Linked DNA regions of Mus musculus: region 2 is linked to region 1. A link is a loop called in an ENCODE intact Hi-C map of the cell type or tissue named here. Cell type or tissue: left cerebral cortex. All regions are shown on one strand.

Region 1 (8,000 bases):
AGTTATGCTGGTACAATAGTGGCTCAAATGTTGTGGGAGTAACCAATCACTCCCTGGTTGGATTTAAGGCAAACTTTATGAGATGGAACCCTTTCCTGTCACCACTTGAGTGGCAAAAAACTGAGACTGGATAGGCCTTATGCCTAAGGGGAAACAAAACACTATTGCTCTATTAAAGGGACACAGTAATAAAATGACTTCTATGATATTCTGCTATAACCATAGATCAGTGTCCCATTCAGACATCACCAGAGAGGAGGTTTCTTGCAGTAGAGAAGAGCTGACGACAGAGACCAGTAACCGGACAGTATGCAGAAAGTGAGACTTTGGAGCACTCGATCCTAAATGGGATGTCTTCATCAAACCCCTCCCCTCAGGGAATGAGATGTCTTCATCAGACCCCTCCCCTCAGGGAATGAGATGTCTTCATCAAACCCCTCCCCTCAGGGAATGAGATGTCTTCATCAAGCCCCTCCTCTCGGGGCTCCACTCAGAAGAGGTGGCAGAGAGATTGTAAGAGCCAGAGGTGATGGATGAGGTCAAGGAAGCAGTGTCCTCCGGACACAGCAGGACTGATGCACACATGAACTGTGGCAGCATGCACGGGGTGTGCATAGGTTCAAGCCAGATGAGGTCCCAGCACTGGGGAGGGGTGGTGGTGGTGGTGGAGGTAGACATGGGTTCCCACTCCTAACCGAGAAACGGCCTGCGATTGATACCTATTGTCAAAGGAAAAGTTAGTTTTCCTCACTGGAGTCTCACTGGGTACATTAACTATACTTGGGCGGAGGCATCGTGCCACATGGATATTTTTTGTCTTAGTGGTCTTTTGTTTGTATACTGTTGTTTTCATTTTTGTGTTCTTGTGGGGTGTGCATGTGTGTGTGTGTGTGTGTGTGTGTGTGTGTGTGTGTGTGTGTGTTTCTTGTGGGGAGGATCTGGAAGTGATTGGGCCGGGAAAGTGTAACCAGAATATATTGTATGAAAAATTATTTTTTTTCAATTAAAAAATAGGAAGCCTGAGAAAGACATGGTAAAATTGAAGAACTGTTCCAGATTAGAGGAAAACAAAGACACCCGGTGGATGCCATTGAGATCCAGGACTTTCTATGAAGATTACTGAGTTAACAGAACAATGAATAAAGCCGGTAGATTTGCTAGGGTATTTAGCAATATTGGTTTTCAGACTTTGTAAGTGTACTAGACAAGGTAAGAGAACTCTTCAGTTTAGAACCATACACTATTTAGGGATAGAGAGCCACTGCTGCCAAAGGGTTCTGGAACACAGAAGGAAAGGTAACGGCGAAGCCAAGAAGAAAGTATTAGTGAGTATTACTGAGTCAAGGGCATATATATATACCTGAAATTACACCTGAATAGAAAATTCCTTAAAATAATTCATTTGGTGCTGGAGAGCTGGCTCAGCGGGTAAGAGCACTGACTGCTTTTCCAGAGGTCCTGAGTTCAATTCCCAGTAACCACATGGTAGCTCACAACCACCTGTAATGGGGATCCAATGTCCTCTTCTGGTGTGTCTGAAGACAGCGACAGTATACTCACATACATGAAATAAATAAATCTTCTGAGAGAGAGAGAGAGAGAATTTTAAAATAATGCATTTCCCTGGGGCTGCGGAGATGGCTCGGTAGATAAAACTCTTACTAGAGAAAGCATGGGGTCTGGAGCTCTGATGCTGAGGGCCCGCATGAAGGCCAGCTAGGTATAAAAATGCATCTGAAGTCCCAGACGGTTGGAGGCAGAGACGGGGAAACCACGAGACAAGCTTGCTACCTAGACTAGCCAAACTGGCAAGCTCCAGCTTCAAGATCTTGCCTCAGTAACTTAAGTGAAGGATAGAAGACAAGGAGACCTGTAACCCCCTAACCTCCACACAAATGCACACAGCTACAACAATACATGTTTGGGCCCGAAAAATGAGATGCAGGTACCTGTGGTTGTCAAGACTCAGTGACATTTTGTGCTGACTTGGAGTCAAGAGTTTCCCTCTGTTCTGGTGAACTGAGCACCTGGGTTCAGGCCATCTAACACCTACCTTTCTCAATGGGATGACGTCAGGCCTCACAAGATACCCCTGAAAGCGCAACCATTTGTCTGCCTTCCGCAGGAACAGTAAGTTATTCAGATTCCAGGCTCTAATGGTCCCTAGGAATGAGAAAGTTCCCTGAACCTAGTGCCTTCTGGAGGGAGTGTGAAATCTGTATGTATACAGGAGTGGCCTTTGGATTTGATGTAGGATGTACTTTGCCACCCTGATTCAGCCTAATCAACTTCTTGTGTCTCAGCTTTCCTAGGTTTTTCTATTAGTAAAAAACCAGAGATCATCTCTGAACTACCCACCATTGCACTTTGAGCGTCCTCAAAGACCCCCCCTTTGGTGGTGCTGTGGTTTCTTCTGTTGTCTGGGGTGATAAACAGCAAGGTGACCCTCCCCTCTCCACTAGCCTGCAACAGAACCACACTGTAGCTGCCTCCTCAATTCCCAGTGTGCATGGAGGACACCTGCTCATGATTTGTAAGAGTCTGAGCCCTACTCTGGGGCTAGTGTTAGACATGTTGCTAGTCTCTTGTAAAAACATAAGAGATGTCTCTGGAGTGTGGAAGTCTGTAGGAATCCCAAGGTGAGAGGCTGAGGCTCTTGCTCTAGGTAACAGGAAAGGTAGACAAGAGAGCAGAAAAGACATGTTCCCCTAAGGACTGAGCTGGTGGGCTAAGGAAGTACAGAAGCTGAAGGGTAAACTGAGGAATGTGGGCGATGCATGTTTGCAACAGGCAACCAGCATCACTGGTGCATGGGGGAGGGGGACTGCTAAGAGCACTGTTTGAGTCTGAGCAGCAGTGACATGCCATCTATGGGGCATTCTCTATCTTCCCCCTGGACCCTGACTCCCCCAGAGAAGGTGGACACCTCAGTGAGAACAAAAAGAGGCCAGAAAAAGGGCAAGAAAGTCAGCAGTGTCCTGCTTCAACTCTGCTGTTAGCCTCCCAGATGGTGACAGGCCTGATACAAAGGAGAATAGAAGCCATAGCTTTGACTGTTCTCCTCAAAATGATGCTTAAATTGTTGAAATGATATTTCGGGGGCACCTAAAAGAGGCTGAAAGGGTGGTGGAAATGGTACCATGCACTTAGAGCTAGAAAAGAAGTAACATCGGGAGAAGAAGGCGAATAAAATTGTTTTGTTGCCTGTTTGGAGCCCTGCATACCCTTGGCTACTGCAGAGTTGGGGCTCTTCACTCAAGGGTCCGCCCCGCCCCGCCCCGCCCCGCCCTGCTAGCATGTCCTCTTTCCTGGAGGCCTGTTCAGTCTCCAGATTGGTGTATCTACTTCTCTACTCAAATACTTCTCTTTCTGCTGCTCTGGGGCTAAACCCCCATTCAGCCCTTTCACATCAAAAATGCCAAGGAAGTGGCTCAGAAATTGTGCATGCCATCCAACATGTCTGTTTGCCAGCACTGACCTCCCCCAGTCCTCACCACTGGAAAACTTCCCAGTGGGCAATGGGGCTTCTGAAGATGCTAACAAAGAGGACCGACTGGGACTGTGCTCTGCGGGCAGGGTGCATTGGCTCAAATCCTAGAGAGTCTGTGTGGGTCAGCTTTGCTCAGAGACAGCATGAGAAGAACAGTAACAAATGCTGACGTTAGCTATGAAGTGTTGTCGCGTCTAGTGGAGCATGTAGCATCTACCTGCAGAGGCCGGCTCGAGGAGCTTTGTCAGTATTTTACGGCCAGCACACTGCCTGTGCTTTGTAGAGAGAGAAGAAACTCAGCAAAGAATTCCCCTTGTGCCTGAATCCTTGACTCTTAGCCCTCATTGCCCTTCCATTCCCAGCTTTGTTTCATGAGGGACTTTGGGTCGGCTCTTTAGCACCCTTCCCCCCAGTTACGTTTTATTTGCTTGCATGTGTGTGCCTGGAGGCCGAAGAGGCGTTGGATCCCCTAGAACTGGAGTTACAGACCATCATGAGTCGTCATGTGGGAGCTGGGAATTGAACCTCAGTCCTCTGGAAGAGCAGCCGGTGGCTCTTAACCACTGAGCCGTCTCTCCAGCCTCAGCCAGTTCTTCGTGAAGTTATACTCTCTCTTGGCTGAGACTTGAGAAGATTTTGAAAGTATCATTTAACCAACTACCATTCTAATGTATTCTCGGGGCACTAAGGAGAGGAGGGGGCACCGGAACTTTCTCTGAGCAGAGCCACGTGGGTCCACATTTCCTTGACTCCTGGAGGTGCCCATGCGGATCTGTACTAGCCAGGTTAGTGACAGGAACACTGGGAGGCCCTAGCAGTATCTTAAGAGTGCGGGACTCCATTAGACCATGTCCTGAAGGTCCCATGGCTGCTGGGTTGGCAGGGGCTGCCTGGCCTGAGGTACTCTAGCCTGGCACTTAACTACTGAATAACTGATGGGTGGCTCTGGGATGCTGGATGAGTGGATAGGGCTGCCCAGACAAATGAAGAAATGTCCTGGCACAGAGTCCATGAACCAAGTGCAGAGTTGCTCAACGGTTCCACCCTTTCGTGGCTGTTGTTTTATCAGTGAAAAGTGACAAGAAGAGTGGACTGGAGGAGGGGTGAACGCACCATCATAATTCAAAAGGAAGGGAGCCTCGGGACACCTGAAGTCACTCTGGCCAAAGGGCATATGCTGCCTTATGCTCCCGCAGCCGGGCCTTTAACCGCTTCCTCCAGGAGCTAAACTTCTTTGAAAGTATTTTAAACAGATGAGCTGGAGCCTTCGGGATAAAAAAAAAAAATGTCCACATATTTTACCAGTTTTGTCATGGCCTTGTTTGGTTCTGAAGTAAAATCTTAAAAGCTCTCTGAGTCTTTCATCAACTTCCCCATGTCCAGCTTTGCTAAGAAGAAAACTGCTGCCTGGACTTAGAGGAAGAGCGAATAACTAATTCACCAACGTATTAAGATGGGATGAATGGGGGCACCAGATCATCACTGATGAAAGCAACTTGCCTCCCAGCCAGTCTAGGGGAAATGATTCTTCCTCATTAGTGCACAGATATACGAACATGACCTACATTTAACTACTAAAAAAGCACAAACACATCTCCTGACTTATCAAAGAAACACCAGTAACCTGGGGGGCCCAGGGCGTCAGCCAACCCATTTGAGCCCAGCAGCCAGGAGCCAGGAGCCAGTGGCTCTCTGTGAATTCCAGGCCAGCCAGGCCTACAGAATGAGACCCTGTCTCAGAAGTAAAATAAAACAGAGGCTGGAGAAATGGCTAAGCCATTAAGAGCGTTTGTTCTTGCAAAGGACCTGAGCTTGGTTCGCAGTACACTAATGGAGGCTAGCTAACAACTATCTATAGATTTAGTTCCAGGGGACCCAATGCCCTCTTCTGACCTCTTCTGGGTGCCAGGTACTCGTGTGGTGCGCACATACACACATACATGCAAGCAAGCAAAACATCCACTAGACACATAAAAAATATTTAAATGAAAGTAAATATTAAAATATAATAAAATTAAAAACTTCGGACCAAAAGATAGCTCTTACAAGTCAGTTAGAGGCTAGTAATAGGATGTATTAGTATTCAGAAATAGGATGGAACTGACCAGCTCTAGAAATAGTTTCTAGCATCAGGATGTATTCATTTCATTAACAGAAACGGCAATTTTCACACATCGCACCTTGAATGAGCTGACTTGTGGTTTGAAACAAATGAATGGGCTTAAAACTAGCTAAGAAGTCAGAAAAGACAGGGCAGTGAATGACTGCTCATCAGAATAGAGAAGAGGTGGGGAGAGATAGGTTTTAAAGACATTCATTAATAATATGGGGAAGGAAGTGAACTGCAAGATCGTGTCTGCTGCAATATTGTTCCCGTTACCAAACACAGTGAGGAGAGGAACTCTAGACGAATTTAAAACCCAGCGCACAAAGCCATAGACAAAATGAGATGGAAAAGCAGTCTTGCAGCTTGGATGCAGACCTTAGTCTGTAAAACTCGATTCCTGAATGCTTTATATTAAGGAACAAAGACTAGTGAAGATTTCTGCAGCACCAGTTGAAAAAAATGTCATTCCTAAAGTGCTCCTTCAGAAATGAAGTAATTAGAAGTGACTTGGGATGAAAAGGAAGAGGAGCTGGAGGGCCTTAGTGGAACAATGTGATCATTTCAAACTCCACTACAGGAAGATGTCCTGGGAGGGAAAATTAATGTTACTTCAAATAAAATTGTTTTTATATGTTTTAGTAACAAACTAGTAACAGAGTTCATGAAAAACAAGGGAAGTTAGAAGAACCTACTGTAAGCAACAGTATTTTTTCAAAGAAAAAAAACAAAACAAAACAAAACAAAAAAACAAAAGAAAAGCTAGCTTTGGAAGTCTACCTGGAGGATGTCACAAAAGTTTTCAGGTCAGACGGCTTCCATTTGGACGACTATGATAACAAATTACAAGTGAGAAATTTCAGAAAAGGGAAGCGCCACGTCTGCAGAGCAGAGGAAGTTAAGACATCACTCATTCATGCGTGAGCACACTGAAATTGTTAAAGAATATGGAGTGCAGGAGATAAAACCCCTCGTCGACCACCTCTCCCTCCATGGGAGGGGGTGGGGAGGAGAGCTATGCAAAGCTGCCTCTCTCCTTGTGCTAGGAGGGTTTCATATAATAGAAGTGATCAGTACTATACAATGACTCACGTGAGAGCCACTGCCCAGGAGAGAAAGGAGAGGAAAATGAGGCAACCCTCGGCCAGACTTTTTTCTCTTCTCTTCTCTTCTCTTCTCTTCTCTTCTCTTCTCTTCTCTTCTCTTCTCTTCTCTTCTCTTCTCATTTTCTTCTTCTTCCTTTGTTTCTTTGTTTCTTTGTTTCCTTCTCTCTTTCTTTCTTTCTTTCTTTCTTTCTTCCTTTCTTTCTTTCTTTCTTTCTTGGAGACAGGATAGCTGTGGCTGGAATGGAAGTTGATATATAGACCAGGCTGGCCTTGAACTCACAGATATTGGCTTGCAACTGCCTCCTAAATGCTGGAATTAAAAGCATGTGTCTCCATGCCTGGTTTAGGAAGCCATTCTTAACAAGTTGTTGGGGAAAGTGGCTCAAAGTGACTGAGGTAGGAAAGGTTCGACACAGGCTGGGTCCAATCTAAGCCCTGAACACCTGGCGGAGGAATGTGAACTTCATTCATTAGTCATCTGTAGCTGGCTTCCTGACCTGCACTGCTCGATTGCTTGGTGACTGATACAATGAATGAAGCCATTCATAAGGTTTTTATTGTTGTTGTTGTTGTTCTTGTTGTTGTTGGCTTGGTTTGTTTTCCACAAACCAAATAAGCTTCCTGGGTTTTGCTTTAGATTAAGATTCATTGGTGCAGAACAGGAATGAACGAGGTGGGAGACTTATCACATGCGTTCATGTCAAGAGCTTGATGTGGCATTTACTGAACTAATCCTACTAGATACGTCACAGACATGTTCTCAACACTTACTTAATACTATTGATAATCCTTCAGAGAAGGAAGACCCAGTGTAACATTTCAGTTCTGCATCAGAGAAGCACATGCAGATGTTTAAAGCCATAGGTTAGCTCTGTTCTTAGATGCTAGTCAGAAGCCTCCTTTTGCAGTGGCCAGAGGTGGATGCAGAGATTCACAACGGGCCAGAGAGCTGAGAATCTGGGACTGAGAAATGCTCAGCCCTAGATGAGACATCCAACCACTTCTGAGGTCCAGAGGACTTCAAGGAGGGATGGGGCAGGAAGGAGGATGGGGAGGAGAGCTATGCAAAGCTGCCTTCTGGACTTGACACGGCCTTTGTGCTCATGAACTCCAAGCAGCTGTGCTTACCTACACACGATTAACCGGGTCAACATTCCAGCCCCGCTGTGGGAGGGGCTCGTGAGCACCTTCCCCTCTCTGAGGAGCTGTGTAGGTAGTTAATGAATGGCTGCTGGGGTAAGGGGAATCATTTTCTTGAGGGGTGCAACCACTGTTCAGTTGCTCCAATAAATAAGCCTTG
Region 2 (8,000 bases), 350 kb after region 1:
AGCTTGGGCTACAGACTGAGCCTGATTATGATTGGCGATTTTAAAGCAATATATTAGTTTGTAAAGATCTAAACCAGTTGGGTATCAGAACAACTAACTGTAATCTCAATGTTCAAAAGGCTGAGGCAGAAGGGTCACTGAGAGTTCAATGCCAGTTGCACTATGTATCATGTACCAGGTTAGCCAGAGTTATATCCCAAGACTCTGTCTCAAACAACAAAAACCACCAAATTCTGAGCAACCTGTAATCCCAGAAGGTACAGGCAGTCTGACCAGGACACCATCTTAAGACCTCCCAAAACAAAATAAATAAATCCCCCTCCCAAAAACCAACCAGTAGAACTAGATTAACAAAACAAGAGAACACAGGGCTGGAGAAAAGGCTCAGAGTATAAGACACTTGCCATGCAAACCCAAGGACCACACCCTAGCACTCACATAAAAGGTATGTCTTTAGGGTGACCTGCCTGTAATTCCAGCATTTACTCTAGAGTCCAAGTTAGGGGATTATTGGGGCAAACTGGTGAGGTAGATTAGCCAAATCAGCAAGTTGACTTCAAGAAAAAACTACCCCTTAGTAAATACAATGGCAAACAATCAATGTAGACACCCCATGTCAACCTCTGGCCTTCATATGTGTATATACACACACACATGTATATTCACAAATACATATGCTCATGCAAACATAAACACATACATCACACACACAGACACAAAACTTTGAAAAAAGAACTTCTGGCGGGGCAGTGGTGGCTCATGCCTTTAATCCCAGTAACTCAAGTGGCATAGGCAGGTGGATTTCTAAGTTCGAGGCCAGCCTGGTCTACAGTGTGCGTTCCAGGACAATCATGGCTACTCAGAGAAACCCTGCCTCAGAAAACCAAAAAAAAAAAAAAAAAAAAAAAAGCCGGCGTGGTAGCACTTGTCTTTAATCCCAGCACTCGGGAGGCAGAGGCAGGGGGATTTCTGAGTTCGAGGCCAGCCTGGTCTATAAAGTGAGTTCCAGGACAGCCAGGGCTACACAGAGAAACCCTGTCTCGGAAAAACAAAAACAAAAACCAAAAGAACCTTCTGGAGAGACAGCTCTGCTGTTAAGAGTCCATGCAGATTTCTTAGGGACCGCAGTTCCCTAGTTTCCAGCATTAGCGTTAGGTGGATCACAAGCGCCTGTAACTCCAGTTCCAGGGAGCCAATGCTCTTTTCTAGACTCAGCCGGCACCTGTACCCTTGGTCACATACTCCACCCCCTACATACACACATATACATAATTACATCTCTGGGTGGTGAGATGACAGATAGAGGCACCTGATGGCAAGATGGGGAAACTAAGCTTGATCTCTAGGACTCACACAATGGACAGAGAACTGACTCTCAAAGTTCTCCTCTAACTTCCACACAGACTCCATTGTATTATGTGTGCACATTTACAAAATAAATACATGTAAAATGTAAAAAGAGGGAGTAGGAAGAAGATAAGACAGCAAGCTAGTAAGGGGGTGGGAGGCTTAGAAACAGTAATTTCTGACACTCTTACCTGGGAACCCAGCCAGCAGCCTCAGCTATGTGAGTCTGAGTGACCATTGCGGGTGCAGGGGTATATGGATTCCCAATCAGAACACTTCCTGAATTGGCAATTCTCTGCGGTGTGCTTATAATCTGTAAAGTTGGTAACAAGAAAATAAAATTTTATTCAAGCCTTTAATTCCAGCCCTGGGGAAGCAGAGGCAGGAGGATTTCTGTGAGCCTGAGGCTAGTCTGATCTAGAATTCCAGGCCAGCTAGGGCTACATAGTGAGACCCTGTCTCAAAAAAATAAGCATATATATTTAAAAGGCAACTTTTTAAAAAGGAAGGGGGAGCTGGAGATGGAGTTAAGAGCACTGGCTGCTCTTCCAGAAGACCTGGTTTTGATTCTCTGTACCCACATGGTGATGGCAGCTCACAACCACCCGTAATTCACCCACTCCAATTCCACGGGTCCAGTGCTCTCTTCTGGCCTCTTCAGGCATCAGGTACACAAATGGTGCATAGACACAAATGCAGGTAAAAGACCCATATAATAGACAGACAGACAGGATGCTTTTGGCTAACATGTGGGGAAGAAGTGCCGTCAAGAGCTCTTAATGATGATCATCTAAGCAATCACTAGTATCTTTGGTTTAATTCTATCTTAGCATCTTAGAACAGCAGTACCCTGACTCCTGACATGATGTCACAGTGTAGATTCAAGTAAGTGATCAGCAATTGAGGATTAACCTGACAACTGACAATTTCTTACTGTCAGAAAAATGAACAGCTTTTTTCCTACGTGGTAAGCACTTTGGGAGCTGGAAAGATGGCACCCTGGTTAAGAGTGCTTGCTGTGTAGCTGTAAGGTCAGGAGTTTGAATCCCATCAAATAATAAGCTGGGCACACCATGCATACTTACCTGTAAGCCCAGTTCTGAGGGAATTAGGGAGAGAGGAACTGTTAGTGCTTCTAGTATAGCTGAAAATATGCATGCTCCAAGTTCAGGGAGATGCCCTGCCTCATGCATTCAAATTAGCAGAGAATATAGCAAGGTAACTGATGCATGTTCCTGGCCTTCAAGCACACATGTATGTAACATGCCCGTACACAAATCAGCTTTTAATCCTAGTACTTGGGAGGCAGAAGTAGGAGGATGTTAGCAAGTTTGAAGCCAATTAGGGCCACCAAATGAGACACTATACTAAAAGCAAGCAAGTAAACCCTCCAACCGGTACCCATAAGAGGGAAACAAAAGCTTCATTTGAAATTGAGTCTACAATTGTAGTAGAGCCTGATTTATGTGACCTAGGAGAACAGTAAAGTAGATCTTCAGAACTCAATATACATACAAAACCACTATACAATCTGGATTGTTATACGATGCAAAATCTAAGTTCCTTGAAAAAGCCAAATGGGGCCTGGAGAGATAGCTCAGCAGTTAAGAGCACTGACTGCTCTTCCGAAGGTCCTGAGTTCAAATCCCAGCAACCACATGGTGGCTCACAACTATCCTAACAAGATCTGATATCTTCTTCTGGCATGTCTGAAAACAGCTACAGTGTACTTACATATAATAAATAAATAAATCTTTTAAAAAAAGAGAGGAGAGGAGAGGAGAGGAGAGGAGAGGAGAGGGGAGGGGAGGGAAGGGGAGGGGAGGGGAGGGGGGAGGGGAGGGGAGGGGAAAGGGGAGAGGGGAGGGGAGGGGAGGGGAGGGGGGGAGGGGAGGGGAGAGGAGGGGAGGGGGGAGGGGAGGGGAGGGGAGGCGGGGAGGGGAGGGGAGGCGAGGCCAAATGTACCTTCTGTACTGATCTGAACTTCAGAATTTCAAGTCAGTGGAGAGTTAGAATGTTACAGATAGAGAGCCAAAATGATATTGGAGTATTTTTGACAGTCATTTATCATCAACCTCTGTATCTGGCTGAACACCCCTTTTGGCTTCTGAGAATCCAGACTTAGAGCCTGAGAAAAACCCCTGTGTTTCCACACACCTCCTGGAGCAGTTTCCTAGCCTGAGAGGCTCTTTTAAGAGGAGGCCCATGAGCTAACTCAGCTGGCGGGTACTGGAGCCTCAGAGCATCTCCCAAGCACAACAGGGTTCCAGAGAAGGGTTGGAAAGCATGAAAACGAGAGCTAGGCAGCCAGTGGGGAAAACACAGCCTGAAGCAGTTCGGAGTCAGACAAAGAGAGGGACTGACCAAAGGGGTGGAACAAGAAGCTAACAGCCAGTGCAAAGAGTTAGCTGAGTGGCTGGGAGACTTGGCAGGCACCAGCTACAGATACATGGAAATAGAAAAACTGAAAACTCAACAGACTTCATAAGATACTTGGAAAGTCATTAAGAAGAGAAAGATTAAAAAGAAAAATGTCTCCTGCGTTAAAAAATGGAAAACACAATGACACAATGCATCTAGACCCCATCACTTATCAGCATACAAATAATTATTTTTCAATAATAATTGCAATTTTATATATCCCTTTTTTAAAAATCAAAAGAAAGCAAACTTACAAATGGAAAAGATTGAAATATTAAATGCCAGTGTTAGCAATAATAATAAACGGATTGTAAAATCCTCTCAGAAAAAGGATCTTTGGAGGAACCCAATCCAAAGCCTACAGAGCCACCTTGTGACAAGATTGCAGAATGCCAACCTATTAAATTCCTAAATAAAGAGACTATGCTGAGTTAAGAATAAAGATTATGTTCAGAACAATGTCATACAATAGATTATATATTTCATTTTATAGAGTTTGGAGAATTAATATATGTATATATTTTAATACATCAAACAATTGGTAGTCAAGATTTTGATGTTTCTGCCTTGAATTCTAAAAAGGCTGATTGTGAGACTGCACATTTATTAGAGATGGTGGCTATCTTGGAAATCCTTTACAGACTAAAGTTGATGGTACTTTAATATATGTATTCTTAGAATACGATATTTTAGATATTATGGCAGAAAATATATTACTGGCATATCTCATAATCCTACAAGTTGGACAATTGTGAAAGGATTTAGCTATACTTCAAAGGAGTAAAACACAAGAGCTACTGAGAGACATTGGGCTATGGGGAAAAATTGCCGAAATAAACCAACCTATATATTATAAGGATGTCTTTAATGGAAATAAACCAACCTATATATTATAAGGATGTCTTTAATGGAAATAAACCAACCTATATATTATATGGATGTCTTTAATGGAAATAAACCAACCTATATATTATAAGGATGTCTTTAATGGAAGGTAGGAAATACGTTACGTTAGAGAAGAGGTTTTGCCTTGGTTTTAACAGAAGAAAAGCTAGGGGTTCCATCATAATAAAGATTAGATCTGACAGACCTCCTGAAGGTCCCATCCTGCCTATAGCCTATAGCAGGATGGGAGAAACCAAGAAGAATAAAACAGGTAAAGTTTGTGCTGCCTCTGGACGTGGGAACATTTCTGAGACAGGCTGACACATGACAGTGTCTCTGTAAAGCCAACAGATCTTGTTGGCTACAGAATCTTCAGGAATTATTACATGCCATCCTTCAAATGGCATCGATGAAAATTTGTATTACAGGTTGGTTATATAGTTCAAACTAACTTTTGCCTGCTCAAAGAATCACCTTTAACATGCCAAACATGCATTCATGCAAAAATGTGTATTACAGTTAAAAGCTTGTAGGTTCACAGAGACAAACAACCAAACCCCAGTGATGTTAGAGCGGCCCTGACAAGACTCACCCTGAAGGACGCTGAGAAGGATGCTGAGACATATTTATTCCAGCATCCTGCTACTTCCAGCCAAACAGTCAGGACTTCATTTAAGCCCTGCACTTTCCCATCACAGAGGGACTGGACAACAAATGTTACAGCTAGCTTTCTTGAGACTGGCCATGTCCCAATTTTATACAGACTCCTAAAAGGGGCTGACACCCCCAGATTGCAGGAAGCAATTTTAAGAGAATGGCATCTCATTCCCAAAAATTGATGTGGGTGGATTTGGTTACTCAGTGGGAGGATTATTAGTGGTCTTGGTCAGAGAGGTTAGATTCAGGGATTTCTGTTTCTTTCCTCTGTCCGTCTCTCTCTCTCCTATCTAGTGTTAGAGAAAGAGAGAGAAGTTAGAAATAATAGGATAAAGGGGTAGATTGTTGAATCTACTTTTAGACCAAAGAATATTAACGAACCAAATATTTTACATTTGGGAGCCGGGCGTGGTGGCGCACGCCTTTAATCCCAGCACTTGGAGGCAGAGGCAGGTGGATTTCTGAGTTCGAGGCCAGCCTGGTCTACAGAGTGAGTTCCAGGACAGCCAGGGCTACACAGAGAAACCCTGTCTCAAAAAAAAAAAAAATTTACATTTGGTTTGGATTTTGTATATTGATACAGATTAAGGCTATATTTCATTACAACATACTATGAATATATGTTTCAACTCTTGTTTAAGGTGTTGTATCTATGCAATGCTTCAAAATGCAATATTAAGTTCTAGTTTTTTAAAGATGCTATTATAAACTGTTCATGTTAATTAAGAAATCCAAGTGAATAGTTAGTCCATCAAACTTATGGTCATGTTAGGTACGAGCTTATTAGTTAATTAACTGGAGTATTCCATCAGCTTCTTTACTGCTCTGCTCCTACAAGAGGAATCTTCACAAGACTATCCTAAGTACTCTATGTCTCACTTGTACAGCATTGTTACTGAAGAATTATTTTCTGTTATTAGAAGCCTGGAGCTTAGTGTTACTGATATAAAAGACTTTGAAAGAGGATGAGAAAGAAAACATAAGAAAAAACAAGTTTCTTTATTGAGAATAACACTGGATATTAATTAGCAAAATTTATTTTACTTCTCAATATCAAATTGTCACATTTTACACAGCAGTTTCTTGACATTCTCTCTCTCTCTCTCTCTCTCTCTCCCTCCCTCCCTCCCTCCCTCCCTCCCTCCCTCCCAACTTCCCTCTCTCTCCCTCCCTCTCCCTCTCTCTCTCTCTGGCTGGAATTTGCTATGCAGGTCAGGCTAGACTCGAATTCACAGAGATTTGTCTGCCTCTGCCCACATGTCCTGAGATTTTAACATTTTCTGAGTGGACAAACCAGAGAGGTTGAATCTGTAGATTAGATTCTGTAATGGAGTAGAAAAGAATCTGTACTGCAAATTCAAAATGCATATTCTTTAAAACTAGGATAATAACAATATTACTAAGAATCAAAACAAATGCTGGGTATGCTGCCACACACATTCAATCCTAACACTAGAGGCACAGGCAGGGGGATCTCTGTGAGTTCAAGGCAGCCCAGTCTACATACTGAGACTCTGTCTCAAAACCAGAAGAAAAGAAAAGGTAGACATGGACGTGCAGCCCCTGATACCAGCTGCATAGGCGGCTGAGGCAGGGGAAGAGCTTCAGCCCAGGAACTCCCAGCCTGGGTAACAGAGCAACACCTCATCTCAAAGCAAGCAAAACCAAGACAAAACAAATAACAAAACCAAAAACGAAAGAAAAACTCAATCTACCCCCAGTGCAGAAAATAAGTTACATAGATAATGAGTCAAAGCATACTTTACCTCCTTGAACCATAATTTTGAAGTTCCAAATTTAAGTAAGAATTAAAAATATACCTCTAGGAGGAAAATACCTAATAAAAATATATATGTATATTAAAAAAAATTATATATACCTCTACATTGGCAAGAAGGCCATGTTGGGTAAAGGTGCTTGCCACCAAGCCTAATGACCTGAGAGAGTTTAATCCCTGAAAACGCACATGGTAGGAGAGAAATGACTATTGGAGTTGTCTGAGCTCCACACGTGCCTTTTACCTTATTTGGACAGACATGTACACATATGAAAATAAATTAATATGTAAGTGTAAACATACTTCTAACATTCAGCTAAGAAAAGGAAAAGCCATTTTAAATTTTAGAATCAACTATTCTTCATACTCCAAACCTTAGATCTCTTTAATCTTGCCTGTCATTTCTAGGACGACTGATTAGTTAGGCTAGGAAGAATCAAGAGCAACTAAGCATCCCTCCAACAACACAGTTGAAGGACTGCTGCCATCTATGGGTAGAACAGCTGAAAACGTATTTACTCGGAAAAGGAATTTTCATAGTTATCAAGTATTATGTTCAATTGCTGTGACATTTTTGTTTTCACTAAGTGTGTAGTAGTTTCTCTTCTTCTGAACTAAAATAGCCAGGAGTGAAAAGCCATACTAAAGCAAGCATTGCTAAGCTAGCTTCCCAGGTTGAAGGATGGCTCAGCAGTTACTTGCTGCTCTTCCAGAAGACCCAAAGTGGGCTCTCAGCAACATCTTTAACTCCACTCCAGTGGTCCAATGCCTCTTCCAGCCTCCAAGGAGACTGCCACATGATGTAGGTCACACACTCACACAGATACACATGTATACACACAAATAAAAGTAAATCTAAATTAGTTTTTACAACCAATGAAAATTCTTTTCATAAGGACTTTTAAAGGGGGGG

The links. Peaks named below come from ENCODE experiments on the same cell type or tissue, not always from the same donor. Only the 100,000 strongest peaks of a DNase experiment are listed, where the experiment ranks them.
Region 2: a loop joins it to region 1, with 2.2 times the contacts of the local background. A loop is called at or near these places in 3 of 42 quality-filtered maps.

What each region holds. Positions count from the first base shown.
Region 1 is chr9:96,635,197-96,643,196 of GRCm38, reverse strand. No RefSeq gene overlaps it. Among named protein-coding and RNA genes, the nearest start is that of Rasa2, 7.7 kb to the right of the region's middle. In left cerebral cortex, no CTCF peak of the experiment used is centred here; a DNase peak (open chromatin) is centred at 3,499.
Region 2 is chr9:96,281,261-96,289,260 of GRCm38, reverse strand. It overlaps Tfdp2 (transcription factor Dp 2), which reads right to left. Exons shown (of 13, transcript NM_001184706.1): 5 at 1,539-1,660. Gm39408 (a long non-coding RNA gene) reads right to left here and starts at 5,768. Exons shown (of 2, transcript XR_871038.1): 1 at 4,652-5,768; 2 at 3,992-4,611. In left cerebral cortex, CTCF peaks have their summits at 4,139 (motif pointing left) and 7,576; a DNase peak (open chromatin) is centred at 4,143.